Regions from separate parts of the Homo sapiens genome. Here region 1 is linked to region 2. Evidence: chromatin loops called from intact Hi-C (ENCODE). Cell type or tissue: OCI-LY7. All regions are shown on one strand. Each heading gives the region's core, and the rest is flanking DNA. Links, peaks and the distances in the headings are about the cores only. Region 1 holds the start of LOC105377024 (a long non-coding RNA gene). Region 2 has its middle 52 kb from the start of LINC01811.

The links. A loop is a pair of places that touch in the nucleus more often than their neighbours do. Peaks named below come from ENCODE experiments on the same cell type or tissue, not always from the same donor. Only the 100,000 strongest peaks of a DNase experiment are listed, where the experiment ranks them.
Region 1: it touches region 2 in a loop (5-fold over the local background); 4 of 110 quality-filtered maps call a loop at or near these places.

Annotation. Positions count from the first base shown.
Region 1 is chr3:33,877,901-33,888,493 of GRCh38, forward strand. LOC105377024 (a long non-coding RNA gene) reads left to right here and starts at 954. Exons shown (of 3, transcript XR_940701.3): 1 at 954-997; 2 at 2,002-2,082; 3 at 2,213-2,375. In OCI-LY7, for the core only: a CTCF peak has its summit at 5,713 (motif pointing right); a DNase peak (open chromatin) is centred at 5,761; H3K4me3 peaks cover 290 bases.
Region 2 is chr3:34,101,922-34,112,514 of GRCh38, forward strand. No RefSeq gene overlaps it. Among named protein-coding and RNA genes, the nearest start is that of LINC01811, 52 kb to the right of the region's middle. RefSeq lists an enhancer at 5,273-5,322. In OCI-LY7, for the core only: a CTCF peak has its summit at 5,065 (motif pointing right); DNase peaks (open chromatin) are centred at 5,060, 5,960, 7,310 and 8,070; H3K4me3 peaks cover 705 bases; H3K27ac peaks cover 3,000 bases.

The DNA.
Region 1 (10,593 bases), core at 1,269-9,268, 220 kb before region 2:
TTGTTATATGTCCAACCACTGATTTTTGGTTCTTGTGAAGTGCTTTCTTTTGTGGATAGTTGTTCAATTTGGTGTTCCTGCAGAGGGGATGATGGCTGGAGGCTTCTATTTGGCCACCTTGCTCCATCTCTCCTATTTTAGGCTTTTTGATAAATCTCTGTGCAGTTTTCCATAGTGGCTGTACTAGTCTACATTCCCAGCAACACTGTATAAGAGTTCCCTTTTCTTCGGATCCTCACCAACACCTGTTATTTTTGTCTTTTTAATAGTAGCATTCTGACTGGGTAAGATGACATCTCATTGTGGTTGTGATTTGTATTTCTCTGATGATTAGTGATGTTGAGCATTCCAAAACATTTTCAAATATGGCCATGATATTTTATGATTTGGTACAATCTTTACTGATCTCACATTTTCCCCTGTAGATAGTAGCTGCTTGATTTCACTGATATCATGGTAGCCACTCTTTTTTATATAATCGTTGTTAGTTGAAAATTAGCCCCCTGTTCCTGCAAGGATTCCCCCTCCCCATTTCCTTTAGATGTTACGTAACCTGAGCTAGAAATAATGCAGCGCTGTTAGAATTTAGCAAAACAACTCTAGGATGTGTGTTTACGCAGAATGTATGCCATACCAGCCCCCACAGTCAACCCCCATAAACCACCCCAGCGTATGAGCTCAGGGCTGCCTCCTCTGCCTGTCAAGGAGCAGCCCAGCAGGTCAGTAAACTCACTTGCTTGACTTTGGGTCTACTGGTCCTTTCTCTTGGCTGACTTTACAATAGTGACTCGCTCAACATCAACTATGTATTTGCACTTGCTAGTTCTAAGCACTGGTGAGTGTTTGAATAATTCATTTTGTTTTTACTTTTCAGAGACAGTCTCACTCTGTTGCCCAGGCTGGAGAGCAGTGACATGATTATAGCTCACTACAGCCTCGATCTTCTGGGCTCAAAAACATCCTCCCACCTCAGCCTCCCAAGTAGCTGGGAATACAGGTGTGTGCCACTTCACCTGGCTAATTTTCAATTTTTGTTTTTGTAGAGATGGGGGTCTAACTATTTTGCCCAGGCTGATCTTGAACTCCTGGCCTCAAGTGATCCTCCTGCCTTGGCCTCCCAAAGTGCTGGGATTACAGGTGTGAACCCCCAAAATATGAGCCAGGTCTGAGTTAATTTAGAAAGTTTATTTTGCCAAGGTTGAGGACATGTGCTTGTGACACAGCTTTAGGAGGTTCTGACGACACGTGCCCAAAGTGGTCAGAGCACAGTTCGGTTTATACATTTTAAGGAGACATGAGACATCAATTAACATATATAAGATGAACATTGGTTTGGTCTGGAAAGGGGGACAACTTGAAGCAAAGGTAGGAAGACTCAAGCCGGGAGGGGGCTTCCAGGTCATAGGTAGATAAGAGACAAATGGTTGCGTTCTTCTGAGTTTCCGATTAGCCTCTCCAAAGGAGGCAATCAGATGCGCATTTATCTCAGTGAGCAGAAGGTTGACTTTTAATAGAATGGGAGACAGGTTGGCCCTAAGCAGTTCCCAGCTTGACTTTTCCCTTTAGCTTAGTAATTTTGGAGCCCCAAGATTTCCAAGATTTTCCTTTCACACAGGCATGAGCCACCATGCCCAGCCAGTAGTAATTCATTGAAGTTTCATATGAACCCTATGAAAATGGTATTTTTTCATTCATATTCATTGAAAACAGAGGAGTCAGCTTCATTGTAGAGAAGCTGAGCAACTTGTCCAAGGCCACATGGCTGCCAAGTAGCTGAGCTGGGGCTCAGGTTTCTTTCACCCTGTTGCCTCTCATCTGAACTGCTCCAACAAGTGTAGCTTCCTCTTGACTGCTGCTCTTGCCTCTGCCGCTGAAAACAGCTAATGTTTATAGAGCGCTTGTCATGTTACAGGTCCTCTTCTAAGAATTTAAAGTCCATTAACTTATTTTAGCTGAGCACCACTTGTGAGGTGGCCACTGATTTGATCTCTCATTTTACAGGAGAGGAAGAAACAAGGCACAGGGGAGCTTGAGTACCTGGGACTGGCCTGTGATGAAGCTGGGATCTCACTGCAGTTAGATGTTAGTTTTCAAAGTTTCTCCTGTTTCATGGAGTTTTGTTTTGTAGAAAGACTTTTGTTCTCATTCCTTCATTTTTTTTTTCTTCCCAGTCATTCAAAACTATATGTTGAGAGACTACTTACTCTTCTAGGTGCTGGGGATTAAACTGTGCCTGGGAATTTGCATTCCAGAAGAGAAGGATATTGAACTAGAAGGATAGGTTTGCAAGTGAATACTGTATTAAGATGTGAATTTGTGGGTGGCAGTGCTCTTGTATTTGTCCCTGTTTTCATCTCCAGCCAGGTGGCTAAACCCGTTGCATATTCCTGCCCCTGGGATTGTTTGTTGGGTTGGAGGGTGGGTGGGAGCAGAAGCTGGGGTCTCTGGCAGGAGTCAAAGGGAGTGGTAACATTTCAGAGGGGATGAGGTTTTGGTTTAGGAGATCACAGCATTCCCAGAGGTATCATGCTTCAAACGCAGTGGAGCTTCCACATCTGAAGGGACAGCGAGGCCAGGCAGCAGCCCAGGGAGTGCCTGGCAACCCCTGGGGTATTTGTGTGGGGAACCAGTAATTACTGAGACGGAATTTCTCAGCACCCTGAGGAATGAGCTTCTGAGGCAGAAACAAATTCAATCAATCAATCAATCAATCAATCAATCAATCAGTGAATATTTCTTGTGTCCCTGGATTGGTGGGCTTCAATTCACATCCACCCACCACATTTGGTCCATCTCTGGAATGGCAAAGAATATTTACATCACACACAACTGCACCCCATGGTCTGATGATGACGCCCATTGGAGATTTGCTGAGCAGAAATAAGGCTCTCAGAAGCCGCTGTTGGGAAGGGGATGAAGACGAAGCTGAGTTTGAAGAGCAGCCTGAATGCTCTCACCCACTGGTCAGATGTGAGGGTCACCAGAATGGAGAGGAGGTAAATCACTTATTCCACAGTGTTGAGATTCTTCCGTCTTTCTTTCTTTCTTTTTTTTTTTTTTTCTTATTTCCCAGGCAAAATACCCTATGACTGAGAGAGAAGAACCTGAATCCTGGCATTCAAGAATATTCCTACAGTGGCCCAGCCTGGTCATGCCATGTAAGGCCTAGGCCAATGCATTGCCCCACCTGTGGGGAAGGCTGTTTTGTCATGGTGGAAATGAACCCACTGGAAACAATGGGTGTTTTGGGGAGAATGAAGCTCCCACTTGGCCCCAGTAGAAGAGCATTCGAGTCTTGCTGGGGCCCATTTCTGAGATGCACCAGAAGTTAATCAACTTTTTAGTGTCAGAAGACGCTTATTTGATCCCTGGGGCCCATTTTTGAGATGCACCAGATCAGAGGCTGAGAAACTGCAGAGCTCAGTGACATCACAAGGGTGAGGCCCTCGGGCCCCAGGGCTTTCAGAGCACAGGAAGGTTCAGTGCTGAGTCTGACTACTCAGAGCTCCAGAGTAGGCTTTCTTGATGCTGCAACCATCACCAGCACACAGTGGGCTGCCGAAAAGTGTCTGCACCTACCCAGTGAGGACAGGGTGCAGGGGCTCGTCCTCAGTGCTAGACTTCACAAGCCAGGGCTGTGTCTTCAGAACCGGTGTGGACAAACCTGAGTGGCATATCCCATTCCAAGCTCTATCTGACAGACCCTCACCCTCACACCTGCTCCCAACCACAGACGCTGTAAAGGCTGGGTACTAACGGGTGACGGAAACCAGTCAAAGAGAAAAGCTGATTTTGGTGGCTCGCACCCAGGCCTTGCTGTTCAGGCCAGCACATGCTGACATGTCACCAAAGCTAATTATCCTGAAGGACCCTCCCAAACTCCTGGGAAATGGGCTTTTGATTCTGGGTCCCAAGAGTGAGGGTCTACCCTCTGCCCTTTGTGGGAGGCGGGGGCCTACCGGTGGGGGGCACGGTGAGGTTAGCCAGGCATACCGTCCTTGGGGATTGGTCCTGACAAGGCCACTGGGACATGTGGGGAGACATGGGACATTTCACAGGGTGTTCAGCCATCAAGAAATCTTGCAGTTGATGTTAATGGCTGAGGAGTGCTTGGGGGCAGGAATCCAGGGTGGGCCTAAGAGTAGTTGGTAGTACACCACTGGTGCTCCTTCCTAGGGGAGACTGCTGCCCTCTCTGTGTGTGCTTTCATGTGGAGTGGGGAAGGTGGTGCTTGTGCCGGCTGGGCAGTGGAGCATTTCAGACAAAGAGGCATGTGTTGAGGGGTTCAGAGGTGAGAAGGGGCAGCAGGCAGGAGACCTCAATTAAATGTAAAAAGCCTCAAGAAATTGTAAGCACAGGAGAGCAGTGGTCAGATGAGGGTTAGATAGCTCAGCAGGGAGAAGGAGTACATTTGGACTTGATGCGGAATTCCTTGGCAGATTAGAGGCTTATAGAGAGGGGTCTGGGTGCTCCATCCAGGGCGTCCTTTGTGGGCCATGGGTGCTGTGCTGTGGGAGTCACTATCTGTGGCTGTGGGGCCTTCAACTGACCTTCAGTCTTGCCTACTCGCTGCCTCTCCCAGAGGCACGGATACAACAGGGAGCCTCCCTGTGGACTGGCTTTTCTCCCCAAGCCGTGGGGACCCATGGGGTCTTCTGGGAGGCAGTGGTGGCCTCACCACCAAGCAGCCGTATGACTCTGGGCAAGACTTTTGCATCTAAGCCTCCATTGCCTCACTGTTGAAATGAGAGTAATAATCCCTTCTTGAGAGTGGTAGAAAGCTGAACAGACTGGCCCTGGTAGGTGCTCAGACACTTGGCTGTTTTAATTATTCCTAGTACAGGCAAACCTGCCCCCACCACCCCACGCTTGTGGAGACTTTGCTGGGTTTATTGGCCCTCCTCTGCCCCCAGTCCTCTCTACACTTTATTTTGCTGAAATTCACTTCAACAGGGGGATGTTCAGCCAAGACAGGACAGAAGCTGGTGCTCCTGACTTTTTTGGATTTGCTTCAGCTGGATACAATGTTTTGGGTTGACCATTTAATTCAGATTTCCTAGTTCTCACACACCTTGGAGGATTTTTCCCCGGAAATACTACGAAAGTGGTAACTTCGCCTCGTGTAGAGAGACTGCTCAATGAATAAATTAAGCTAGATTAGAACAGCTGGGTTTCACCAAGCCCAAGGGGCCCAGGAACAGAATTCAAAGGATCAGTGAACTAGAGGGCCAGGCATGGTGGCTCACACCTGTAATCCCAGCACTTTGGGAGGCCGAGGCTTCAACAGCTCAATGAACTAGAATGGGAGATTAGAGCTTAACTTTTGAAATTTAGAATTTCCTTCAGTTATAAATAGCAACAAACCAACCTTTGTAGTATTACCAGAAACTGAGACTTTATTTCTAGAAATCTCAGCTTTTCACATATTGTTACAGCTGCCACTGATTTCTCAAAATGTCATTTATGCCCATCATAAAGGAGCATATCATGAATTTATGGTAATTAGACCTGCCACTAGGTCTTGTTATTTACTGTGTTAAAAAAGAACATCTATCTGCATAGCCCCCACTTGTTTCATAATTGGATAAATTAATTGAAATGCAATTAGTTTTCTTTGTAATTATGAATTTCGGAAGAAGTCCATAGGCTTCTTCTGACACTAAAAAATTGATAAACTTCTAGACATTGGAGAACTGGAAGGATAAAGTGGCAATTCCCAGTTTAGCCACAAGAGGGAACTATTTCACAACTTATGTTTAGAAAGATCATAGCTGGGATTTTTCTTATTTCCTCTTAACTCGTTCTAAAATTGGTTCGAATTTTCTTCTTTACTGTTAGCAGTGTAATTGGGGTGCTGTGATGAGGCTCTGTAGCGGATACCCCGCCAAGAGCTGAAGCATCCCTGTCTCATGAACCCAGGAAGACGTGATATGAAAAAGTGAGTCTCCCAGGCACTAGATGAGAATGCCAAGTTTAGTGCCCCAGCTTGTTTGCTGTCTTCCCCCTGCCCCCTGAAACCTTGTAGAGCAGAGACGATACCTCCTTTTTTATTCTCATAGGAACAGTTCCTTCTTCAGGTTAGAAACACAGCTGAAGGTTTTCCACGAATACAGTGGCTGTTAGAAGAATGTGTTGTTTGTGTGTATGTGTGGGAAGGGGGCAGAGGCAGGGTTGGCGTGGGAGGGAGGGAAATGAGAGCTTTAGAGGTGGAGAGAGGCTGTGATCCTATAATAAAAACCCGAGGACCTGGCCAGGCCTTCCACTTGGTTATGCAGTGGTTGCCCCTAGGGCTGATTTTAATGGGAACAATTTCACACGTTCCCTTGTCGTTTGGCCACATCAGCACTTAGGTCACCGTATATATTTAAGTGCACAGAATTGAGGTCTTAGAGTGTCTAATTGCAAAGGGCGGCAGCCACTTTCACAAGTCAGCATCCTACGGAGGAGTAGCTCTGCAGTCCCTCACTTGCCCTGAAGTAGGTCAGGCTGGAGTAAATGCAGCAGATGTCCACGTGGGCGCAGTCGCGGCCACAGAACACAGTTCTGAGTTCAAACCTACTTGTGACTCCAAAATTAACATTTGTTACACTGTCTGCCTCTCTGGCCTTTAGGGATTGTTGCCTGTTTTTTTTGTCCCCCAATGTTAGTTATGAGCAACATTGAACAACTCACTGTTGAAAGCAGGGCTTTACAGGCTCCATCCTAAATGCTGGGGCCAGGAGAGAACCAGCCGTAAGTGCTGTGGATCCCTAGAGCTCACAGGATGCTTGGCACGTGTTGGGTAAATACAACCCCTCTGAATACGGTCCTTTCAGGTGTGTCTACCGTGTGACCAGCAAGTTGTTGATCTTCTCTGAGCCGCAGTTTCCTCATACATAAAACGGGAATTCTTTTACCTCAGGAGATTGTGGTGAGAAGTAAGGAAACAGATAGTATACACAGTTAGCACCGTGCCTGGCCATTGTTACTGAGGATCACAGCTTTGTTCCTTAAGCATATGGTGTGCATGGGACAGACAAATAGTAGCCAAGAGCATGGGCTGCTGGTGCATCCTGCCTCACTTTATGGCACTGGTGCTGCCAATAACCTGGTGAACTTAATAACTGCTCTTCATTAAAGTGCCAGGATTTATTTTGTGAGATGACAGTGTGACAAGTTGGTGCAGAGCATGGGCCCTGGAGCTGGATGGCCTGGGCTAAGTCCCAGATATGACTTATGGCTGCAAGACTTTAAACAAGTTCCTTAGTGTCTCTGTCTTTAGTTTCCCATCTTTAGAGTAGGGACCATAATGGTACTTTCTGCATAAAGTTATTATGAGTTAATGCATGAAAAGCACTAAGAATGGTCCCCGGCACATTAGCAATTACTCAAAATTATGAGCTATTATTATTACTGTTATTGTCCTAGACAACTTGCTAAACATTCTCTGATGACAAATTTCAAGAGTTGTGTGAATCTTCTAGACAGTCTAGACCAGTGGTCTCATGCTTCTGGAACCTGTTTCCTCAACATGCTAGGGTAGTGGGGTGAGGATGGGATGGGAATGGATGAACCTGGGTGGTACGGTGGTGGGGGTGATGGTGGAGGTAGTTGATCAGTGGCAGTGGGACTGTGGTGGTACCACGGTGGTGGAGTGATGGTTGGGTGAAGGTCGGGTGGTGTGATGATGCCTGGGTGGTTGTAGTGAGGTAGTTGTTGGTGCTGTGGTTGTTTCTGGGGTAATGGTGGTGTTGGTGGAATGATGTGTACTGGTGGTCGTGGGTAGTCATCATTGGTGGGGTGACGTGAGGTGGTGGAGTGGGTGATGGAGTGATGGTCAGGTGGTGTTGGTGGAATGATGTGGACTGGGGGTGGTGCATAGTTGGTACGGTGGGGTGGTTGGTGTTGGTGGAGTGGTAGGTCGGTTGGGGTGGCTGTTTGTGATGGTGGTGGAGTGATGGACAGGTAGTGTTGGTGTTGTTGATGGAATGATAATGAAGGGTTGGTGGAGTGATGAGGAGGTAGCTGTTGGTAGTGTAGGTTGGAAAATGATGATGGAATAGTTGGTTGGTGGTGGTGATGGAGCCGTAGGGGCAGCAGTTGGTGGTGGCAGGCTCTGGCAGTGGTGACAAGATAGGAGGAGCAGCGCTTCTCTCTGACTCCTTGGAGGCCATCCTTGCTGTGACCACCATGGTAGTGCCAACTTCAAGAACTAGGTTTGTGCCTGATTCTAGCTCTGCAGGACTCCTGGCTATTCTCCCAGAGGGCCCTGGTGCTTCCTCCGCCTGGGTCAGTCCTGGGTGTGCTGGAATTCTAAGCTGCAAGATCAATTTCTGCTTGTGGTCTCAGAACTTGTTTCATTTATTTATGGACATGCCCACACTTGATTTTATAGTCTTGCCTCATACTCCATTTTTTTTCTTTGAGAAACCACAGGCACTTTAAAGATATTGTACAAATATTTCTTATAACAACTTTTTGATGCTGGGGTCAGGTAACAGAACCTTGCTTTATAGGTGACAAAATTGAGGTGATTCTCCAGGTTACATGTTTCTTAAACCATTGAGAAGTGACATCTCGTTTACAACCCTTCCTGTGGCTGGTAGAATTAATTTTTGTTGGAAAAAAAGGTCATTTTGTTATATTTAAACCTCCCCTCAACTATGAAAAAAGAGAGCTGTTTCTTTTCTTTTTTCAGAGAGCCCACTGGGCGCCTTGTTCCTGTGTATTTGTCCATGACCCTAATTCTTTACTGACGTGAGCGAGGTACCAGGAGTGGGGGCTGCAGAGTGAGGACACGGGAGTGGACGTAAAGTTTTCATTTGAAGCTTCAGTGAATGGGGTCTGTACAACCCTTGTCATCCAAGGGAGCCATTTTGGAGAGAAAAAACAAAACAAAACAAAAAAACTTCTGTTATTTTTGACCACTTAAAAAATATTTGCTTCACATTTGGTAAAACTGAGAAAAATCACATTTTCCTTAGTGAAAGCAGCTGCAGTTTCTTCCATAGCACCTTTGAAGATGGGATGGGAGGGGAGCCAGGGATGGTGCACTGTTGGTGCATGGGCCAGGGCAAGTGCAGGTTGCCTTTAAGCAGATGTGTTTTAACTGAAAAAGGAATAAAAGGGTACACTTCAGGACATACTTATCCCCAAAAGGCTGCTTCCTAAAAATGCTAATTGTGCATGTTAAACAGAAACCATAGGCTCCTGACAGCCTCACAGAGTCCTGTTTGTGGATGTTTTATGGAGGTGATTTAAACCCTAGGACTCTTCCTTTCTTCCCTCTCGTGAAGGATCTTGGTGTTACCAACTCATTAGCTCGTGTTCCTGTTATTTGCCTGCAGTTGCAGTCCTCTGCTTTCAATAAACGGGCCTAGCACTGTCAGGGGATGTTGAAGTCACGGAGGTGGCCACACTGGATAATCAACAGTGATGACAACTTTGCAAATTTAAGAACAGCACACGAGGCAGAAATGAGAAGCCGCATGAAGTGCTGATGAAGAGCAACTTTCTAATATCCTCCTCCTGTGGTTCCACATGAGATGTGAGCTGTGAAGGAAAGAGAGTTATGAACCAATTGGTGCTTTGAATTGAGATTCTCAGAGTCCACCCATGCTGCTTTGTGTGGAGTCTTGGGGCATTTATTCAACAAAGACATCCTGGGGACCTACTCTGTGCCGGACCCTGGGCTAGGTGCTGGAAGGAAGTGATAAGGAAGACAGGGACCCTGTCATTGGTGAATAAACAGTCACAGGGGAGAGATGTAGACAGACATGGATACCAGGAAATGCAATATGGAGTGAGAAGTGTTGTAACAGAGTGTTGTTCCAAAAAGGATTCAAGGAAGCTGGAAGTGTGCACAGGTAACACAGGAATACATGAGAGAGAAGTTTTGCTCTGCTGGATTGAAGATCAGAGTGGAAAAGATTGTCAATGGCCACCTGCCAAAGGCCACCAGGGAAACACCTGCAGTCATAATTTGCTACACCAAAAGAGAGTGAATGCCACAGAGAACCGTGGATGTGTGGATAAGAGGGAGTTAGTGGGGCTTACTGGAGGATTTGGTCATGTGTTTGGTGATTTGGGGAAGAGTACAATGAAGCTGGGCTCTGTTCTGGATTGGTGCTGTCAGAAAGTGGGGCAATTTGGTGAGTGAGCATCTTACACTAGTACTAGTGTACTAATACTGGGGTTAGAGGTATCACTGGAAAAGAAGCAGCAGCATCTCATGTTAGCCTAGGGAGAGGGAGGTTTGGTCACTCTTGTGATTGCACAGGGTCTTTGTTTTTACCTCTGTTCAGGTCTGATCATGGAGCAGCCATCTGCTCCTGAAGTTCTTTCTGAAGTCTTTCTGAAGTTCTCAACTGCTACTGATATTCTCTGAAAGATTTTGTGTTCATCAGGGGACAACACAGTCTAGCAGGTAGAGATGAGGCCAGCTACCAGCTGAAAACTCTCAAGGCTGCTTCCCCATCACCCCTCCACCTCTGGGCACTGAAGGATGAGTAGGAGTTTCCCAGATCGGAAGGTCAAAAAGGGATGGGCATATGAGGCAAGAAGGCATATCTGGAGTAGGCCTGGGGAGGTACCGAGTATCCCAGTAGGCTGAGG
Region 2 (10,593 bases), core at 985-8,984:
CAGTTTCCTCTCCCCTCTCATCCTTCATAGAATTGAAGAGAGTTAGGGCCGTGCTGGAGATTAGGATTTGGCTTAAAGGATTGTTGTGGCTGATTTGACCTAGCCAGACTACTAAAACTTTCTCTCTATCAACAATAAGTCTGTTTTACTTTCTTGTCATTCATGTGTTCACCGGAGTAACAACTTTAATTTTCTTCAAGAACTTTTCCTGTCCATTCACAACTTGTCTGTTTGGTATAAAAGCCCTTGCTTTTGGCCTGTCTTAGCTTTCGATGTACCTTCCTCCTAAGCTTAATTATTTCTAGTTTTTGATTTAAAGTGAGAGATGTGCAATTGTTCCTTTCACTTGAACACTTCAATGCCACTATAAGGTTATTAATTGACCTAATTTCAGTATTGTTGCATCTCAGTGACCCAACTTCTTTATATGACTTAGTCAAGCAGGTTTTAATCAATTCCCAAATTAAACTTCACTGTTTGATGCAGAATTATATGACTCATTTTCTATTTTAAGCCAAGCATGCTTATTTCCTGAACCGTATACTTTTGTGCGTCCCTTGGCGATGCAAACAATTTCTGCAAGGGGGAATCCCCTTACATAAGGCTGACATATGCTTTTATTTTCTGCTACCCAAGATTATGTAATTCAAATAGAACTTAAGGGAATGCACCTTAAACACATTTAGGCACAGAGTAAAGCAGGATTGAGTGAAGAGCGAGCTCAAATTCATGGAAAAACAAATAAAGAGATATGTCATCCTTGTTTTGAGGTTGTGGGCTCATGGAAGTGGTGACATTTTCCAGGGAGGGTAGAATTGTGTGGAAGGGAGAAAACAGGAAGGGATTAAGGATTTTCATGTATATTCCAGGCACCATAAAGATGTCATTTTATTTAATCCTCATAACAAACTGTATGAGGCACTAAATTTACACACAAGGATGGTGAGGTTCAGAGTGGGCAAGTGATTTGTTCAATGTCTCACATAGTTATTAAGCAGTGGAGCCAAGATCTTAACCACGTCTGACTTCAAAGATCACACTTCTCCTAGAATACTATCAGGAGAAGAACGAAGGATTTAGAACAAATTTCTAGAGGATTCCTGTTCTTGGAGGACATTAGGAGATATAGCTATGTATCTAAATAAACACCCCTACCTGATTTTTTGTTCTTATAAAGTGAGGAATGCCTCTTGATGTGCTTCACAAAATTTATTTTTAAAAGCAAAAGACTTTTTAAAAATTGTAAATGTCCACTAAACAATGTTTTAAACCGAGGGTGAGAAAGATGGTGAAGAATGTCCCAAACCCACAGCAAATCAAATTTATTCTTGTAAATTACCTATAGGTAAAAAACAGTATTGAATAACTGAGTCAGTCAGATCTGAGTTTGAATTCTGATTGCTCCTGACACGTTGAGTGGCCTCAGACACGTTCTTGAACCTTTCTGAGGCTGTTTCCTCATCTGTAAAACAGGAATAATAACACCTGCTTTGCAGAGTTGACACTTTTCAGGGACAACAGCTAAGCTGTCCACAGATGGTGATTCCTTCCTTTCTCAGAAGCAAGTCTTCTTCAAATGCTGGTGAAAGCATGAAGAGCCATTTGGTAGAACATCAAAAGAAGGCGGAAGATAAACTAATTGTGCTCCCTGAGGAGTTTCCTTTAGGGGGTGATTTCTGCACTCTTATCTTATCTGACACCTACTGTTTTCCCTGCTTTCCCCTTTCCTAGCCCTCTTTTGTTCATTACCACTTCCACAGAAGTGGAGCAGAGAAACTGGGGAGACAAATCAATAAATTAGTGTTGCTCTATTTTAGCTGTAAGGGAAGGTTTGGTGGACAGTGTTTTATGTGTTTGCTTGAATATTTTGGACTGTTTGGGTTTCCCTTTTGGATTTTCTTCCTCATCTCCATCAGAAGCTGTGTGAAGTACACCTGTGCCCCAGTAGGCTGGGGGATGGAGTGGGATCCACCAGATAGACAGTGGACTCAGAAGTGGGGAGGACTCAGCACCACGGCCCAGGTATGCATCTACTCACACAAGGCTGGTGGAGTTTCTTGGGCCTCTCTGGGGGTCTTGCCTGTGGGTTCCTGGCACTCAACCTGCAAGACAGGGCCTGGTCCCATGTAGAATCTAGTGCAGGCTTGGACTCAGGAAGAGGAAGAACACCAGAAGTAAGAGAAGGGGGCTTCTGGGGTATTTGCTGCATGCCCATTTTAGGGGCTTCCCGCTTCATTCTATACCCCAACCTCCTTGACTATTCCTGTTTCCTTAACAGTCACACTTTCTCCTTCCTAAAATCCCTTTCCTACTTTCTTGCCAGCCTAACGCTTACTCATTCTTCACAACTCATCCTGGGCATTATCATCCTTAAGATGCCTTTGATACCTCCTCCTGGACCCTTTTTCTAGGTTAGGCAACTTGTTCTGAGGCTCTTGGTGCTGGACCTCACATTTTTCTTGGTTTCCATTACACTAAATTCTGAGACTCTGTTGACACATTAGGGGAAGGGATTGCAACTTGTTGATCCTAAACCCCTCTCTTTCTCTGTGTTTCTGAACCTGACCCTTGCTCTTTACCTCTGCTATCATCATCCCACTGAGCTCTCCCCATCTCTATCCTAGACTGTATTGGACTTTTACATTGTCCTCTGTCTTGAACCTCATATCTGTTCTCCAAACGAACCACCAGAGTGTCCTTCTAAAATATAGATTTTACTGTGCCACTCCTCTACTTAGGTGTTCATGGGCTCCCTCATTCCTGTAAGGCGCTGCATTAGCCTGAGTCTTAGGTCGGGTTGTACCCGAAGCAGACCCTAAGACAAAGAACCAAGTGCAAGTAGCTTATTTGGGAGATGAAGGAAACTTGAGAGGGGGTGGGTATGTGAGATAGGGAAGGAAAGGCAGCCAATATAGGGTGTGCTGGTGACAGAATATCACAGGGGCAATAGGAGCTTATTCCTGAGGAGTGCCTCTGAGAGGCAGTTTAGAACGTGCCTCAGTGATGTTACCCAAAGGGTAACCCAGGTTTCCCCCATAAAAACTCCCATTGGTCATTGCTTGAGTGTGTTCCCAGAAGTGTTAATTACCTGTCACTCTGATCTGCCCTGCAGAGGGCCTGAGCAGCTCCAGTGGCCAGAGAATGCCTTCAGGCAGTAAGTGGCAGATGAATTTGGGAAGAATAGTGAGTGCTGAGAGAAAATGGGCCAGGAGAAGGGGGGGGGTGCTGGCAGCATCCTCTACAGCCTGGCTCATAAGACTCTGCATGACCCAAGTATTTGCTGGCCATCCAGCCCCTTCTCCCTTCACTCCCATCAGTCTTTGTGCTCTAGTGCCCTGCACTGCCTGTGGGTCTCTGTATACCTCATGCTCTTTTGTTTTTCTTCCATGCTCTTGCTCATGATATGCCTTCCACCTCGGATGCCCTTCTCTCACTTCTCCATCTAGTTAACATGTACACATTCTTCGAGATTTAGCATCACCTTCTCCAAGAAGCCTTTCTTGACTGACTTCTTTCCCCTTCCCCAGCAAGATTTAGATGTCTTCAATGTAGCATCTTTCACAGGTCTGCTCCCCTCACCAGACCATGGGGTCTGTGGCACATATACTCCATCTGATTCTTCCTTGAGTCCCTGGTGATGAGCATGTGGCCTGGCATCTTAATAAACAAGCACTGAGCTGAACCATGCATCTGTGGTTCATTGTTTGGCACATGGCTTGGACTCAATATTTGTATCTTGAATTGAACTAATCTTTGCCCCAGCTCCCTCTTTGCGTTGGCAGAGGCAGAAAGGGGACAAAGTTGAGTACTCCCCTCCCCAGAGCACAGAAACACTTTGCTCTTCTTTTACCCAGAAAAATTGGAGCTGGAAGTGGTGACCGAGGAGAGGCACAGAGGACATAGGAGACAGAAAGCCATCAGGGACACTCAAACACACACTCACACACAAACACACACACACGCACATGTAAACAGATATATGTACAAACATAAAGAAAAAAGACAAACAGAATGAGGGAAGATGGACCCGGGAGCAAGGGAAAGATGGACAGACAAAGAGATGAAGCAAATAGTAAGGAAAATAGAAGAGATGGAAAAAGGGAAGAATAGAGGGCAGAAACAGGGAAAGGAGAAAATAAGGCCAAATAATGTGCAAATTGGGAAAGATGTGAACAGAAACCCCTGGAACAAGGTTTTCCATCTGTCAGGGCAGCAGAGATGGAGATGGGAGTTGCACCTATGGGCTATTTGTCTCATCTCCCATTGCTGGACCAAAGGTGGGGGTGTATGTAGGGGTGGTGCAGGGTGAGGAGGATGAGGGGGCTGCTGCTGTCTGTCCTGAGCCAGAAGAATGGGGCACGCATTTGTTACTATTGTCTAGTGTGCCTCCTCTGGTGGTGAGTGGTGTCTGGTATTTGTTGGGCCCTCTCTTTGTCCTCTTTTAGGGAGTCAAATCTGCAAGGAATGGGGCAGAGTGATATAGCCGCTCCCATGTGCATGCCTTTGGCCTTGTGCTGTTGGATTTGCATTGGCTCATAAAAGAATAATGAACTATATCAATTTTTAAAGCTGCCTAATGCTCCTCTCAGCTCAGCTGTCTAAAAGTTTGCAAAGCAGACTACATGGCTCCTTGGAAGAAGGCCAGGACACATGACCAAGAGTCAGGGCTGCTGCTGTGACTGCTAGCACCCTAGATTGTTCCTTGGTGGGTGCCACAATGGTGGGAGGGGAGAGAAATGACCCGACTGTCATTTGGGACAGAGGGCAGGAGCTGAGAGAAGAGCATTTTGCATGAATTGCCTTCTTTCTGAGTTCCTAGGTAGACCGAATTCAGGAGTTTGGGAAAAATTTCTAAAAAGGCAAGTTCTTTGATTAAATCCTTTACCATAGATATTTTCTTCCCTACATGTGTTTGCTAACTGTGCCAGTTATAAAGCTATTATCTCTCAGCTCCAACCCAACATCCTGAACTCTGTTCGGTGATGCTGGGGCTGGGTCTCTGCAAACCACATTTCTGCCTTGCCCACTGGTTCCTTGTTAAGCTTTGCCAGTAGGGGGCAGAAGAGGGTGAAGGAATTTGCTTCTTCCTGTTTCCTTACTGTTCTGTGCAGTACCCTGGCAATGCTTTCTCACCTTAGCAGAGCCAGCTCATTCCCATAGCAGCAGCTGAATACACTTGGTAGGTTTTCCAGCATTCACAGAACCAACCTCACTGGGGAAACTCCATGAAGCCATCGACACCAGCCAGTTGCCACCTGCTCCTCAGAGGTCTAGGTCCCATCTCTGAAGGCCTCCTCCTCCAATCTTCTGAAGTTTTAACAATTCCAATATCTTCCCAGTGTTCTGCCATCTCTAGGGATTGAATAGGGTGACCAACTCATCTGGTTTTCCTGGGACTTTCTAGGTTTTAGAGAACTGAAATTCCAGTATCCTGGCAACCTCTTCAGTCCTAGGCAAGTTATGAATGTTGTTCACCTTAGAGCAGTAGATGCTTCCTGCAGTTGCTACCTCAGTTACTGAGTTAATACTGTTATATCAAGATAGCAATTCTTTATAATAATTTTTCTCTGTCTGAGTAACTGGTGTGATTTCTGTCCCTGATTGGATCTTGATGCAGCCTCATGTCTGATACTTAGGAAGCAGTGTTAAATCAGAGAGCATCCATTACTGTGGGCAAAATATAAAATGTTCCACTAAGGAGTATTACCTTGTTTTATCACTGCTATTTTGATCACTACTGCTATAGCAGCAGCTGCTGCTCTGGGTGATAACAATACCTCACATATGTATAGCATCTCACAGCTCACGGAGCATGGTTGGCCACTATTTTTTGCTTGCTTTTCCAAGAGCTTTGTGAGGTAAGTACTATCATCTCTGCCTAACTAAATTCGGAGAGGGAGAGTGACTTGCCCAAAGTCACATAGCTAGTCACATATTGCTGAGTTTCAAACTTACTTAAAAAAGAAATTCCGGTTCTTCCTCTTTTTACCTTGTAGCCTTTCTTGAGTTTAGTTGCAGGCAAGCAGCTGTTATCTTTCAGTTTTTAGTGCTTCCCACCCTGCTTCCCGTAGCCTCCACCCAGAAGCCTTTGAAGTTTATCTAGCTCTACTGGACAAAATGGACCACAGTGATGCATGGACTAAGGGTACTAGGTTCTGGGTCCTGCACATTCTGCTGGACATCGCTTCGATACTCAATGCTGACATGTTTTACATTTCCAGTGGATTTTCATTTAAACTAAAAGCTTTCTACAACCTTGGACTTAGACTGGGTTCACTTAAAAGGCATTTCTCAGAACACTCAATTTTATTAATATCATAAAATAATGTATGTTAAATAGCTGGATCATTTTATATTCAGAAAACACTCTCAATTTGAACTGCTTTATTTGGATAGTGATTGAAGGATTCCTGTAATTGATCTTGCTAGGTGGCCTTGGAGAAGTTTGTCTGGAAGATGGAGATTGTGGGAGTGCTAGGAAGGCAATGCAGCCTGTGCCTTAGCACCATCCAGCACCACCCCTCTGCTACCATGGAGAACAAAAACATCTCTGACGTAGGCCCTACCCTTGGACTGCTTATACTTTAATTATTGAAATCAGAGCCTGTGCTTAATGATTCTGAAGCAATGATATGATTCTGGCAGCCATGTTAGAGTGGATGGAGCACTGTATTCGGACTTAGAAGACTGGTAGAAGTGAGAAACTTGAGTAAATAACAACCTCTCTGATCCTCTGTTTTCTCAACTCTAAAATATGGGTAATATTTAATATCGATTAGGATGTAGTTTTGAAAATATTAGAATCCACAGATGGCCAAATCTTTCCTTTTTCATCACCTCTTATGTCCACTGGTTTCTCAAGAAAGTTAAACACACAATAACAGAATAGGATCCAAAGTAGTATTTTACTGATACCTAGGCAAGAACCCCCCAAACTCCAATATACTTGCATTAATTATTTAGTGCTTACTGACATAAAAGAGCACATATTTCTTATCTTACAGATTCTGTGGGGCATAAATTTGGGCCTGGTTTAACTGGGTCCTCTGTTTCATGGTCTCTCATGAGACTATAATCAAAGGACCAGCCAAGACTGGGTCCTCATCTGAAAGCTCAACTGGAAAAGTCTGCTTCCAAGCTCACTTAACGTGACTGATGGCAGGATTCAGAGTCTTTTGAGCTGTTATACTGAGAGCCTCAGTTTCTTGTTGGCAGTTGGCCAGAGGCTGCCCTCAGTTTCTTGTCATGCAGTCCTCTTTAATTTATCACCTTGCTTCATCAAAGCCAGCAAAAGAGAGTTTGTTAGGTGTCTAGAATGGCTGGCAGCTGGCTAGGGCTTACTGTCTCCAGATGGTTCCTCATTGTTTTTTTTTTTTTTAACACAGCTGCTGGATCCTAAAAGTGTGAAAATGGAAACTGTTAGGTCTCTAAGGCTTAGATTACAGAATTTGTGTAATATTACTTCTGCCAGCTTGGTGCAGTGACTCATACCTGTAATTCCAGCACTTTGGGAGGCTGAGGCAGGAGGTTTACTTGAGGCCAGGAGTTTGAGACAAGCTTGGGCAACAGCAAGACCCTGTGTCTACACAGAAAAGATTAGCTTGGTGTGGTAGCACACACCTGTAGTCCTTGCTACTTGGGAAGCTGAGGCAGAAGAATCCCTTGAGCCCAAAAGTTCAAGGCTGCAGTGAGCTATGATTACACCACTGCACTCTAGCCTGGGTGATGGAGCAACACCCTGTCTCTAAACAAAACAAACAAACCAGCAAACCAAAAATCCACATTGCTTTAGCCCATATGCTATTGGTTGAAACAAGTTACAGGGCCAGCCTGGAATGAAGATTGGGGAAATAGACTCCACCTGTTGATGGAATGAGTGTCATGCATGTACTGGGATGGGCAGATTGCTGGCTGCCATTTTGCAGACAGTCTACCATAGCTGTGCACCTAGCCTTTTGCTTGATGTAGAAAGCAAGACTCAGCTTAAACATGTGCGGCAGTTGAAGTCATTCAAGCAAATAGAAGGTACCCTGAAGGCTTTGAAGGATCTTCCAGCTCTCAGGGGCCTATGTTTCCACTGAAAGCCATGACTGTTTTGCAGGAGACTCTGCTAGTACCAGTTCAAGGAAGGGGAAGTGAAAGCTGCTTGCTTGGTTCTAGACAGCACGTTTTATTTATCCCTGAGAAGTAAGACAGAAATGGAATGCCATCAGGATTTGAAAACATTTCTTTAAATATGATGCACTTAAATCCAAAGGCAGGTAATGAATTTTATTTCATGAGTAAAGCTTCAATATCTTTGATGAGCATATGCAACAAAAGCTGAAAACAAAAGGCATAAAATTACCATGGTGATGGCTAATTGTGTTGAATCTGCATATATTAGTTCCCAGTGACACAAATAACACTCTGGTAGGCTAAAGTGCTAAGACACAGAAAGTATTGTTCTGTTTAAAATGAAAATCACAGTCTGCTTTGATTAAAAAATAACATTAGATATATTAATATTGGCAAATTAAATACTGTCTAATGGTGAACAGAAAAGAAAATCATCATTTCCCCTCCAAACTATTTGAGAATCCAGTTTAGGATTATTGTGCTAGGGACAGGAATATGGTGATAAGCTCTGTACTAGAGGGACTTTTGAAATAGAATATTGATCTTTGGGGTCTTCCTCTTTCCTTTCAGCAGCATTTTTTGCACTGGCATTCTTTTCTCCAGATACCCAATTGTCTCCTCTGTAACTGGCACTGTGGTAGGAACTACAAGAAAGATAAAAAAGAAATATGAGGCTGAACTTTACAGTCATAACCAGTAGGCCTCAACACCTGCCAACTTTGGGCAAATAATTTACTTATGTGAAACTCAATTTCCTCATATGTAAAATGCGGAGAATGTGCACCTTGAATAAGATAATGACTATAAAGCATCCAGAACATATCATTTGTTAATGATATTAGTTGGAGAGATAAGGCCAGTTCACTTGAAATAATGGCAGAGTCAGGGAGACACTACAGTTATGTGTCAAACTGTCATTTGGGCTCCAAATTCTGGGGAACTTCAGAAAAGGAGGTCAGGCTTCCTGAATAAAAGGAGGCTTGAGCTGGGCATATCAATTGAGCAGACAAGTGCTGAGAGTCTGCACTTGCAAAGCATCTTATAAAGGATGGTGTGAAGGCAGAAATAGGCATGTTGGTGGGCAAGAGGGAGACTTAAATAATGTGCATGAAAGTGATGGCAACTAGTGTTGGGATTGCATCACAGAGGGTCATGAAATCCCGGTACAGGAGCATAGGATGTGATGGGTCTGTCTAGCAAGCAGGCTCCAGTTCTTAATGCCCTTAAGAAATCATATATATTCCTAATTATTTTAAGTTTGTGTAATGTGCCTTTTTCCCTGGAACCATTTCAGTTTCCTTTTTTCTTTCTTTTTCCAAATTATAATCCAATCTTCACCCTATAGTGCACTGTTTACTTTGAAGTGCAATTAAAGGACTGGGCCAAAAAGCAAATGGAGCACATCTTGCCAACTCTACCTGCAAAGTGCTTTACATTTGCTTAACTGTGACTCAGATTCGGAACGACCTGAGAAGGAACGGGCAGTGGTGTTTGGGTGCTGACAGCGCCATCTATTACCTTGCTGGCAGCCAGGAAAGAGAGCCAGTGGAACTATTTGAGAAAGGATGAACTAGGAAGCAAATAGTGATTCAAGATGAATAATAATTTCTCATACCTGTATTGTGATTTACAAGTCTTTAGAATGCTCTCACAGTCAGTAACTCATGTAATTCCTAGGACAACCCTATGAGGTTATTAAAGAAAATGCTGTCCTCATTTTACACATGGGAGAGCTGAAATTGAAAGAAAAAAGTCTTGCCCAAGTTTACAAAGCAAGTCAATGCAGAGGTAATTGGAAACTCAAGTTGTTACTTTCACCCATCAAATGTCTGTTCTGTGTTAACTGCTCCGGAATCCTCTGCCTCACTGTGTTGGTGGTAGACTGGAGGACACTATATTATGGATTAAATAGTTAGGGAACCAGCCAGGAGGCTATTTTTGGTGAATCAGACATGAGGTGAGGAGGGGTTGCATGATACCAGAGCTTCACTCTCTTATGATCCCTTTGGGCATTGTTTTTCAGTCTCCCAGTTGGCTCCCTTCCTCTCTGCTTAAGCATTGGCACCTCCCACTGTTTGGCTGTTGCCTCTATTCTCTTCTCTCTCTCCATGCTCCCATGGGTGAAGCCACTCTCTATAAAAGTCATTAACTTTTAGGATCCATTCTTTTTTTTTTTTTTTGAGACAGAGTCTTGCTCTTTTCACCCAGGCTGGAGTGCAGTGGTGAGATCTCGGCTCACTGCAACCTCCGCCTCCGGAGTTCAAGCAATTCTCTTGCCTCAGCCTCCCGAGTAGCTGGGGTTACAGGCACCCACCACCACGCCCGGCCAATTTTTGTATTTTTAGTAGAGATAGGGTTTTGCCATGTTGGCCAGGCTGAGTCTCGAATTCCTGGCCTCGTGATCCGCCTGCCTCGGCCTCCCACAGTGCTGGGATTACAAGCGTGAGCCACCGCGCCCGGCCGATCCATTCTGTA